Regions from separate parts of the Mus musculus genome. Here region 1 is linked to region 2. Evidence: chromatin loops called from intact Hi-C (ENCODE). Cell type or tissue: heart. All regions are shown on one strand.

What was found. Peaks named below come from ENCODE experiments on the same cell type or tissue, not always from the same donor. Only the 100,000 strongest peaks of a DNase experiment are listed, where the experiment ranks them.
Region 1: it touches region 2 in a loop (2.1-fold over the local background); 8 of 42 quality-filtered maps call a loop at or near these places.

What each region holds. Positions count from the first base shown.
Region 1 is chr10:78,136,732-78,141,731 of GRCm38, forward strand. It overlaps Gm47922 (a long non-coding RNA gene), which reads right to left and starts at 1,616. Exons shown (of 4, transcript XR_003948914.1): 1 at 936-1,616. In heart, no CTCF peak of the experiment used is centred here; DNase peaks (open chromatin) are centred at 2,260, 2,660, 3,370, 3,670 and 2 weaker places; H3K27ac peaks cover 1,349 bases.
Region 2 is chr10:78,066,883-78,071,882 of GRCm38, forward strand. It overlaps Icosl (icos ligand), which reads left to right and starts at 2,486. Exons shown (of 7, transcript NM_015790.3): 1 at 2,486-2,653; 2 at 4,279-4,397; 3 at 4,856-5,000. The coding sequence starts at 2,643. It overlaps Gm51775 (a long non-coding RNA gene), which reads right to left and starts at 3,593. Exons shown (of 3, transcript XR_003948913.1): 1 at 3,578-3,593; 2 at 993-1,059; 3 at 1-791. In heart, a CTCF peak has its summit at 2,818 (motif pointing right); DNase peaks (open chromatin) are centred at 589, 1,849, 2,389 and 2,789; H3K4me3 peaks cover 1,828 bases; H3K27ac peaks cover 1,364 bases; H3K27me3 peaks cover 3,351 bases.

The sequences.
Region 1 (5,000 bases), 70 kb after region 2:
ACAATTGTTACTGTTTCATCTGAGCTGTTCTTAACTCCACTTGGCCTGCCCTCAGGGCCATGTTCTCTAGACTCCTAACCCATGGCAACTTCTCTTTCCTCCTCCTGCCTTCTTCCTCCTCATGCTCCTCTTCAGACCCCAAGCCCCCCCAAAACCTCAACCCCATCTATGTCTCTTTTTTTCCCAACTATTGGCTGTTGGCATCTTTATTTACCAGTCAGAAATAAATTGGGGGCAGACACTTAGCGTCTTAGTTGCGGACTCTCTCGTCTTTGGGGCAAACAGTCTTGAGAGCCCAATATTAGCGTTAAAATATAATGTAGCATTAGGCCAACCCACTACAGGAAGAACGGGAAGAGTTGGGAGGTATGAAGGCCTTGGGGCAGAGATGTTCAGACCTCAAGTGGCATAGGTCAGACCTCAAGGTGGAACATGACCTGAGGGGATGTTGGGAGGTGCCACCCCATGCAGACAAAGCTTCAACAGGGACACAGTCCTGCCACCTAGAATTGTCCTGTGCCTCCCGGCTAACCTGGAGACTCCACTTTCACACACTTGGGGTTTCCCCACAGCTGTCTCTGTGGCAAGGAGTGTGTCTAGGAAAATCCCCAGAGCCAATGGCCAACAAGGGAAGTTCAGACCAGGCTGTGGTCAGCTAGACTGGTCAGCTAGACCACGTGCTGGGATTTATGCTTGAGCTAGTTGCTGCCTCTGCCTAGGCACACCAGGATGGCCTGCAGGTACCAGATGTTTTGCTTCTCCCTGGGGACACAGGACCCTGGGATAGCATCCCGCCAAGTCCCCACTGTGGCCAGCAGCCTTCTAAGGTCCTCTCTTCTGATTGACTGGGGAAGAGAGTAGGTCTACAGATGGAAGGGCCAGAGGTTGTGGCTCCTTGGGACCTAGGGTGATAAAAAGGGGAGGGAAGCAAATACCTGACTGAGTAGGATGTATCCTGTCCTTCAGACACTGAGGAGGGTGGTACCAGGGCAACTGAGAGGCGGGGGCAGGGATTTGGGCAGCATCTGACCACAGAGCCTGGAGTAGCCATAGAGGACATCAGTCGTTGGGTTTGAGGACACATGCTCGTGCCTCTGGGCAGGAACAGAAGTAGCCTCAATGTATTGTTAATAGAAAAGCATAACGTCAGAGAGATGCGGTTAGAGTCCATGAGGCAGAAGAGATCTCGAGGCTCCCTATCCGACAGGAGGGGTCTTACGCATGGCCTCAGCGAGAAGGACAGTCTCATGACAGCCTCCAGCCCATTTCACAGTGACTTCTGACCTCTGTGGAGTTCCCAGATGGCAGAAGCTGCTCCCCCACCCCCTGCCATCTCTCTCTGCTGCACCCTGATGTCAGAATGAGTGGAAGCAGGCAGGGCTAAGCCAGGGACAGCAGGCCACAGGGATGGTGACTGATGTCCCGAGGAGTAGTGAACTCAGGGTTTCCCTGTGGGAAGATTAGAATGTTCTGGGATGACTACACAGCCATGCCAGGGGTTCTAACAGGGGGTTCTAAGGCCAGACAGCCAGGCTCTCAAAAAAATGGAGATGAAAAAGTCAAAAATAAAAGGACTAAAAATAAGAAGACACCCCCCCGCCCCCAATGGTTAGGTCCTAGCTGCTTAGAGCCTGACCTAGTAACTATGATGCCTCATTTTTAAAAAAGAAAGAAAGAGAAAGAAAGAAAGAAAGAAAGAAAGAAAGAAAGAAAGAAGGGAGGGAGGGAGGGAGGGAGGGAGGGAGGAAGGAAGGAAGGAAGGAAGGAAGGAAGGAAAGAAAGAAAGAAAGAAAGAAAGAAAGAAAGAAAGAAAGAAAGAAAGAAAGAAGCCTAACTTCTAATGGCCCTGGCATCTGACCCCAAATGGCCAAGACCTAGTCCCTCAGGACTAAGCTGCCCTCTGACCTCTATCCTATAATGCCACAAATACAGCCCAGGGAGTTAGTGAGGACAGGAAACTTCTAGCTGCTGTAGAAGGACCCCATTCCCTCTCAGGGAGGCAATCTCTCTCTCTCTCTCTCTCTCTCTCTCTCTCTCTCACACACACACACACACACACACACACACACACACACACACACACTGCTTTCTGTGTTCTTTTGATGTAATGTCTATTCTTTACTGTAATTTTTATATCTATTCTGGTCTGGTGAGTACTTCTTCCCCTGTGTCTTGGGCATATATCCAGCATGACAGACACCAGGAATCTGAGGCCACACACAGCTCAGAATGTTCCCCGCCCCAGACCCTCTCTAGCCATAATGGAGCCTGTTAAGCCGGTCTGTGCTGGGGGACATAAGGGAGAGGCTGTGTGTGCATGCGTGCATGCTTGTACGTGTGTGTGTGTGTGTGTGTGTGTGTGTGTGTGTGTGTGTGTGTGTGTGTATGCTGGAACTGAATCGTGCCTTTGAGTGAGGAAGGAATGCAAAGAAAGCCTCTCTCTGGGCAATTTTCGCTGAGTCTGAGTGTGTTCCTCGCTGTAGACTGGCCAGGGATTTGCAGCACATCTGTAAATTGAAGGAAGTATCTCACCGAGGTGGGGCAGGACTGGAGACCCTAACAGGCTCAGGCTTTTCCTGACGATGCTGAATCGGGGGAAGAATTCAAGATCCAAAGCTGTCTGGCCCGGCTCCCACTCAAGACTGCGCTTGCTGTTGTCTCTGGAGGCAACTCTGGACACAGGAAATAGAACAGTAGTGTGTGTGTGTGTGTGTGTGTGTGTGTGTGTGGGCAGAGGACAGGAACTCCGTGCTTCTCCGTGGGAAGATTAGAAAGTTCTGGAAGGTCACACAGCCATACTAGTGGCTCAGTGCCACCAAACTGTATACCCCTAAACAATCATGATGGACATGGATATTGTCCTGTAATGTATTTTTCATTGCAATTAAAAAAAATGACTGGTTTGAAGGTCAATTTTTTTTCCAGTAAAATATGGCATGAGCATCCAGCATTAGGAGCCATGGAGTCTGATCTTAGCGCTGACGTCTCTCGCCCCCTCCTGTGGACTCTGCTTCTGAGGACGCCTGTCGAGCTTTAGGGGGCTCCCAGGAAGCAGGAACTACTTTTGTCCTGGGTCACTGGCTGGGCAGTTTTTACTGCTACCCAGTCATCTCGAAATTCATGCCCACACTCAGGCGCTCAATACTTCCTAAACAGTCCTGAGGCCAGGGGTCAGACTCTCAGTGATGGATGATACTTGGCCAAGAACACGAGAACCACATCTCAGCGTCTGGGTGTTCTGGGGTTTTCTGTCCTCTGCCTCACTGATGCCTCATCACTTGTGTCTTTACAGGATCTGTCTGTGCCCATCCTGAAGCCCATAGGAGTGTGGCTTAGTCAGGGAACACGGTCACTGGGGCTCTCTGCCCACCTTGTCAAATGGGACCCCACCTTGGCACAGCTATCTGGAAGATTCTGGGCAGAATGGGGATCTCCCTGTAGTGTCTCCCCCCCCCCAAATCCGCCCTCCACTCATCTCTGATAGTGAGGGACAGGGTCTTGTCTGTAGTCTCAGGCCTACAATAAGGGTGCTGTGGAACAGCCTACAGCTGGGTTTGGGTGCTGGTTGACACCAGTTCACTTCTGCACTGGCTGGCTTTATTCCTGTAAGCCTGGCCTAGCCTCCAGTAGTCCAACAGCAGATTAGCAGGAGGACCTGACTTAGCCCAAGCTGTGGGCTGTCATCAGGAAGGCATGGTCAAGTCAGCCCTGAAGCATTGTTGAGGAGTCTCAGAGGTAGGGGGAGGGGAGCTAAAAGAACCTTGGGAACTAGCAGTCTAAGGTGCCCCCTTGACTGGCATTTTGGGGATCCTTGCTTTGAGACAGTTGCAGGGAACACAGCGACAATACTATGAAGCCATTCTGCCACTGGCTCTCTAGTGAGTGACTACAGGACTTATGGATGACTTTCAGTGCCAATGCATACATCTTGGCTTGACCTGTGGTATCCCAGAACGTCACAGATAGGAAGCGTCCTTGTAGCTACCATCTGGATTCCCTCTGGAGAATTCCCCTTATGGCTGGGAGATGGAGAAACTGAGGCATGTACAGATGGCCCTAATAGCTCCCCAGAGGTCCCTTACTCAAACTTTTTGGCCCTGAACACCAAGACAGACGAGACTGTCCAGTCTCTGGCAGGCAGGGAGGCAGCAGCTAGGTTCCCTCTGAGGTGAACTTTGTGGCAAGGACGTATACATTCTAGAGGCCTACATTCAAAGGCACTTCTTGGAGCATGACTAGAGAAGCTTCCAGAAGCTTGCTCCTGTGAGTGGGACTCCCAAAGTGGGGCTGGAGTTTCTGGGCAGGCTCTGGCAGCTGTGGTCTGTGTTTCACAACAGAAAAACAAGTGTGTGGTCTAAGTTCAACACTCAGGGCAAAGATTCCTGCCTGCTGTCGTGAGCTATAGACAGATGTACTTAGGCCTGGCTGCCAACAGAAGAAGAGTTGGCCTCTCCTTGCTTGGGCTTGGAGTCCCCATTGTGCTTTATCTTTGGGCAAAGATATTTAACTTCAATATAACAAGGACAAGGAGAATTATAACGGGGAGCTTGTGGGCTGCAGAAGGAAGCATCAACCATGGAGACACCAGAGTAGGGATCTACTGCTGAAGGTGGGTCATGGAACACAGACATCCAAGGTGGGTGGGGGTTAATCATCTCTCTCTTCTTTTTAAAGTATAAGAATTTTTAAGGTTTATTTATATGAGTACACTGTAGCTGTTCTCAGACTACAGATGGTTGTAAGCCACCATGCTGTTTGCTGGAAATTGAACTCAGGACCTCTGAAAGAGCAGTCAGTGCTCTTAACCGCTGAGCCATTTCATCAGCCCATTAATCATCTCTTGAGGGTCTCATTCTGAGGCCGAAGCACTCCCCAAGCCAACCTAGCAGTGGTCTTGTGAGTCTATGCTAGGAGGTCACATGCAGAAGCCCAAGTCCAGGCCTCCTTAGGAAGAAGGCTCAGAGCCCACTCTGTGGCAACTCTGTCAAGCCGAGCCACTT
Region 2 (5,000 bases):
TGAAGTTATGTTACTGTTATGTCTTGTGATATAAACATCTATGTTTTTTGATGGTCTTGGGTGACCCCTGTAAACAAATTATTCAATCCCAAAGGGGTTGCGGCTTACAGGTTGAGAACCATTCTTCCATCAGTGTTGGGTAACTTACTTGGTGGTGCATAGTTTCCAAGAAGCAAAGGTGGGATTTGAGCCCAGCCATGTATTTGCCACGGTCTCCTGCAGGCTCCCAGGGGCTCCTTCCCTGCACCTGCCCAACTCTGCCTAGTGTCCATTTCTAGCCAAGATATAAATCACTTCCTTACTATGCTAAGGTCCCTTTGTTTAGCAGCATTTGGCTTTCTGGGATTCCAGATGTTGTGGGGAAGTGCAGGGCACTAATTTTTGCAGAGCTCCTGTCCCTGCCGCTTTGCCAGCCATAGCATAGTCCAGGTCAGCCATAAAAGCCCCTTCAACCTTTGCTCTCTACTGCCTGCCTGGAAGAACTGCTGAGTGAGGATCAGGACACAAGGCAAGGAGTGGCATAAGTGTCAGCCAATGGGGGCGCTGTTCTGGCCCCTGGGCATCAGTGATAGGCCCAGATGTTGATGCCAAGTCAGGCCTATCCAATCAGAGAAGCCTCGAGATTAGTGCTGGGGGTTGTACAGCTGGAGTGGAGTGGACCAGAGCTGGGGAGCCTGTGGCCAGGAGAGTTGGAACATAGGATGTGGTGGTACCCTATCGGCTCCATCTGCCAATTGATGCCAAGGTGACTCCCCAACACGGGCTTCTGCTGAGTCCTCAGTGCTGCCAACCTAGTGGGGGAGAAGAGCAAGTGAGGCCACCACTCCCGATGTGCGATGTACTTACCAAGACTCCGGGTTGACTCCTGGATTATGTCTGCCAGAGCCCAGGGGTCAAGTTCTGATAACTTCTGTTTTTTCCTAGCACACGAAGAAGGTAGCCCCCCTCCCTGCAGGAGGGCCAACCCCCACCCCCACCCTCAGGCTGCTTACCTCGGCCGCACTGGTCCCCACCTCTGCTTGTCTCTTCTGTTCTTTTGTGCTTGTCCTGGCCTGCTCCCTGATGTTGATAGCCAAGAGCCAGAGATTTTTAGTTTCTCTCTCTCTCTCTCTCTCTCTCTCTCTCTCTCTCTCTCTCTCTCTCTCCTCTCTCTCTCTCTCCTCTCTCTCTCTCTCTCTCCCCCTCCCTCCCTCCCTCCCTTTCTTTTTTTTTCAAGACAGGGTTTCTCTGTGTAGCCCTGGCTGTCCTGGAACTCACTCTGTAGACCAGGCTGGCCTCGAACTCAGAAATCCACCTGCCTCTGCCTCCCAAGTGTTGGGATTAAAGGCATGCGCCACCACTGCTCGGCTTCTTTTTCTTTTCTTTTCTTTTCTTTTCTTTTCTTTTCTTTTCTTTTCTTTTCTTTTCTTTTCTTTTCCTTTTTTCTTTTTTCTTTTCTTCTTCTCTTCTCTTCTCTTCTCTTCTCTTCTCTTCTCTTCTCTTCTTTCCTCCTCCTCCTCCCCGCCTCCTCCTCCACCTTCTCTTCCTTTTCTTTTTCGAGACAGGGTTTCTCTGTGTAGCCCTGACTGTCCTAGAACTCACTCTGTAGACCAGGCTAGCCTCAGACTCAAGAGATCCACCTGCCTGCCTCTCCCTGGCCTCCCGCATTCTCAATTCACTGGCAGGTGGGGCGGGGAGGGGGCGTGGGGGTTGAGGGAGAGCAGGGAATGGGGTGAGAAGAGAGTCCTGAGCTTAGACACAGGCTCAACGCTTATGAACCGTTAAGGCTCTCCCAGAGTGAGTGCCAGAGAGCACGAGGCTGGGAACAGGATTGCCAAGTCTGGCTGGCTTTGGAGGAGAAAATGGACACTTCATTCTGTGTTCCACAACTTTATCCCTCACCAAGCCTTCGAAGTTGGGTGATGGGAGATCTGGACAAGAGTGGAGCCCGTCTTCTCCTCCCTTTCTCCCTCCTGCTGGCCCCTCTCTCCTCCCACTCGCCTGGCTTTCACTTTTTAATTCCTAGTCGTTAGGTTTTCTGATCATCTACGGTCTTTGGTCAGCCCCAGGTCCGGGCTTTGAACCTTGGTTCATCTTCTACAAGACAGGGCCCAACATCGGGCTCTAAAAGAGGGACGCAGGGACCAGGCCGGGAATGTTCTGGGCAGCGTTGGGGGGGGGGGGGGTGGGGGGTGCAGCGGCTGAGTTTCCTGTCTTCCCACCCTCACCCTAAGCCTCAGTGCCCAGACTTTCGGCCGCACCGGAGCCGGCCCTCCTTTTGCCCTCGCCGGGATCCACAAACCACCCCACACCCTGGCACCTGTAACTCATGCCCAAGTCTCCGACCCTGCTCAGCAGCCGATTGGGTTACTTTCGGGAGCGGGAGAGCGGAGGCGGAGCTCCCCGCCTCCAACCCCCGCTCGGAGGTGGCCGGAGGGATGGGCCGAGGGCGGGATCCCGCCTGTGCCCAATTAGCCAGGCGCGCAGCGCTAGCGAGCGCAGTTACAGCGGGTCTCCTGCCGCCAAAGCCTCAAGAACCCCAGATTTCAGCGCCCCAAGCCTGGAAGCTCCCCAGTTCTTCGTGGCCCCCAACAGCTCCGGAACCCCAGCCGCTGCAACTCTCCGCGTCCGAAATCCAGCACCCCGCAGTCTGCGCTCGCACCATGCAGCTAAAGTGAGTCCGTTCGCTGTTGTGTCCCGTGAGTGGGGTGGGGGAGCCGGGGACCCACCCGAACTAGGACTGAGATTGCCCGACGCTAGCGCAGCGGCTCTGTACCGGCGCAGATGTGCCCAGTTCCGGACGGCTAGCGGCCACACCTGGACCTGCCGGCTTGGACGGCAGGGGGCGGCGCAGGGCTAACCCGCTGCACCCGCGGACCAGACCCCGGCGCGTGGGCGGCTGTAGGCGGAGGAAGGGCAAGAGCCGGTACTGAAGGTGAAAACTCATAGCAGCCATGGGCACTGGCTTAGCCGCCGCCGCCCTTCTCCCTGTTGATTTCCCAGAAGGGAGGATGTGTGTTACCTCAAAGGCCAGCTGATACCCAGTGCATGGGGACAGGACACCTCCTTGTACACTTGACTTCCCTCACAGATCCAGACTGGGCAGGGGAAGTGGGAGGTGTGTAGGAGGGGTGTGTGTGTGTGTGTGAGAGAGAGACAGTTTTGCGCTCCGGCGTTTTGCAAATATTTCCCTCAGGCACTTGTACCGTAGACACTCCATCTCCACTGGCTACTTGCTGAGGTCCTCAGTCCACAAGTGTCCTAACCACAGAGTCTCCAGGGATAGAAAAGGGGAGACCTTGCAGGCTACCGAGTGCCTGCTGGCCAGTGGCTGGCTTGAGTTTGTGGTTTGCCCACTAATCATTCCTGGGGACACCCCCCCCCCCCCGTGTGTGCGTGTGTGTGTGTGTCCATCCATCCCTCCCTGTGGCTTCCCAAGGGTTTCTTTTGAGACAATCTTCTGAGAATTTCAGGGCTGCTGTTGAAAGAGAGGGAGAATTTTTGGTTGGTTGGTTGGTTGGTTGGTTGGTTGGTTGGTTGGTTGGTGTTTTTTTGAGACAGGGTTTCTCTGTGTAGCCCTGGCTGTCCTGGAACTTACTCTGTAGACCAGGCTGGCCTCAAACTCAGAAATCTGCCTGCCTCTGCCTCCCAAGTGCTGGGATTAAAGGCGTGCGCCACCACTGCCTGGCTGAGAGTGAGGTTTTATAAAAGGTGTGTGGGCAACTGTGAAGTGTCTGTGACCTGCTGCAGGGTCTTAGCCCCTATAGAGAGTCTCCATAGAACAGACGGCCTTGGGAGACTAGGCAAACTCTGGCTAAAGTATCCAAGACTGCTTTAGAGTAGGGTGAAGTGCCCTTCTTCCCACCACCCTTCTCCCCCCCCCCCCCTCACTCCCACCACCAACCAGACCTCTAAAAGGAGGCAGCTAGGCTGAGATACATAGGACACCGTCTTTTGTGTATCACCAAGGGCCTGGAACATGGCATTCCACCAAGTTTGGTTTCAGACAGTCCTGGTTCTCACCTGTCTCCTTTGGGGCCATCAGGTGTCTCTATCTCCTTCAAATGCAGCTTGTAACCATTTCTCTACAGAAGGTTAGGTCACAGGGAGGGGGCACAGACCTCAAAGCAGGGACTCTCAGAGCCCTTTCTCCTCACACAAATCTTTCTGAGTTTGGGAGCTGTTAGACTCTGGGGATTTGTGTTTGGGGGAGGGGGGAGTATGGTCCTGGTTGGGCTCTCTGAAGTCTCAGTGGAAAACCAACCAGCTGTCCTCCAATGGAATTCACATTTCTCCTAGGTGTCCCTGTTTTGTGTCCTTGGGAACCAGGCAGCCTGTTTGGAAGAAGCTCCATGTTTCTAGCGGGTTCTTTTCTGGTCTTGGTCTGTTCTTGCTGCTGTTGAGCAGCCTCTGTGCTGGTAAGTTGGGATGCATGCTGTGTGGCGCATAGATGCAGAACATTAGGGAAGCCCTGGCCACTGCCCCTACAGCCTCCCCAGAGGCCCACTGGAGAAAGCTGGATCCCCATACCTAGGTTGATATGTAGGGTTGGCAATCAGAAAGGGAAGTGCTTTTCCAAACTTTATACTTCTCTTTACATTTCTTGCTTGGGGTCAATGGAATGCCCCTCTTGGTCTCTCTGCATGGTGAATCATAAAAGCCACCTTTGAGGAGAGCTAAGGGTGAGAGCCTGCCAAAGCCAGGGAGGGAACCAACCTTGGCACTAGGTGGAGGCTCGCACCTCACACCTGAGTTTGCTACAAGACACTAACGAGCCCTCCTAATGAACCTTAGTAATGAATTCCTTTCTTGCCTTGGTGGGCTGAGGCAGGATTGGTGTTTGAATCTTAAGTAAATACATTGTGTCACTTTGAAGCCTCTGCAGAGACTGAAGTCGGTGCAATGGTGGGCAGCAATGTGGTGCTCAGCTGCATTGACCCCCACAGACGCCATTTCAACTTGAGTGGTCTGTATGTCTATTGGCAAATCGAAAACCCAGAAGTTTCGGTGACTTACTACCT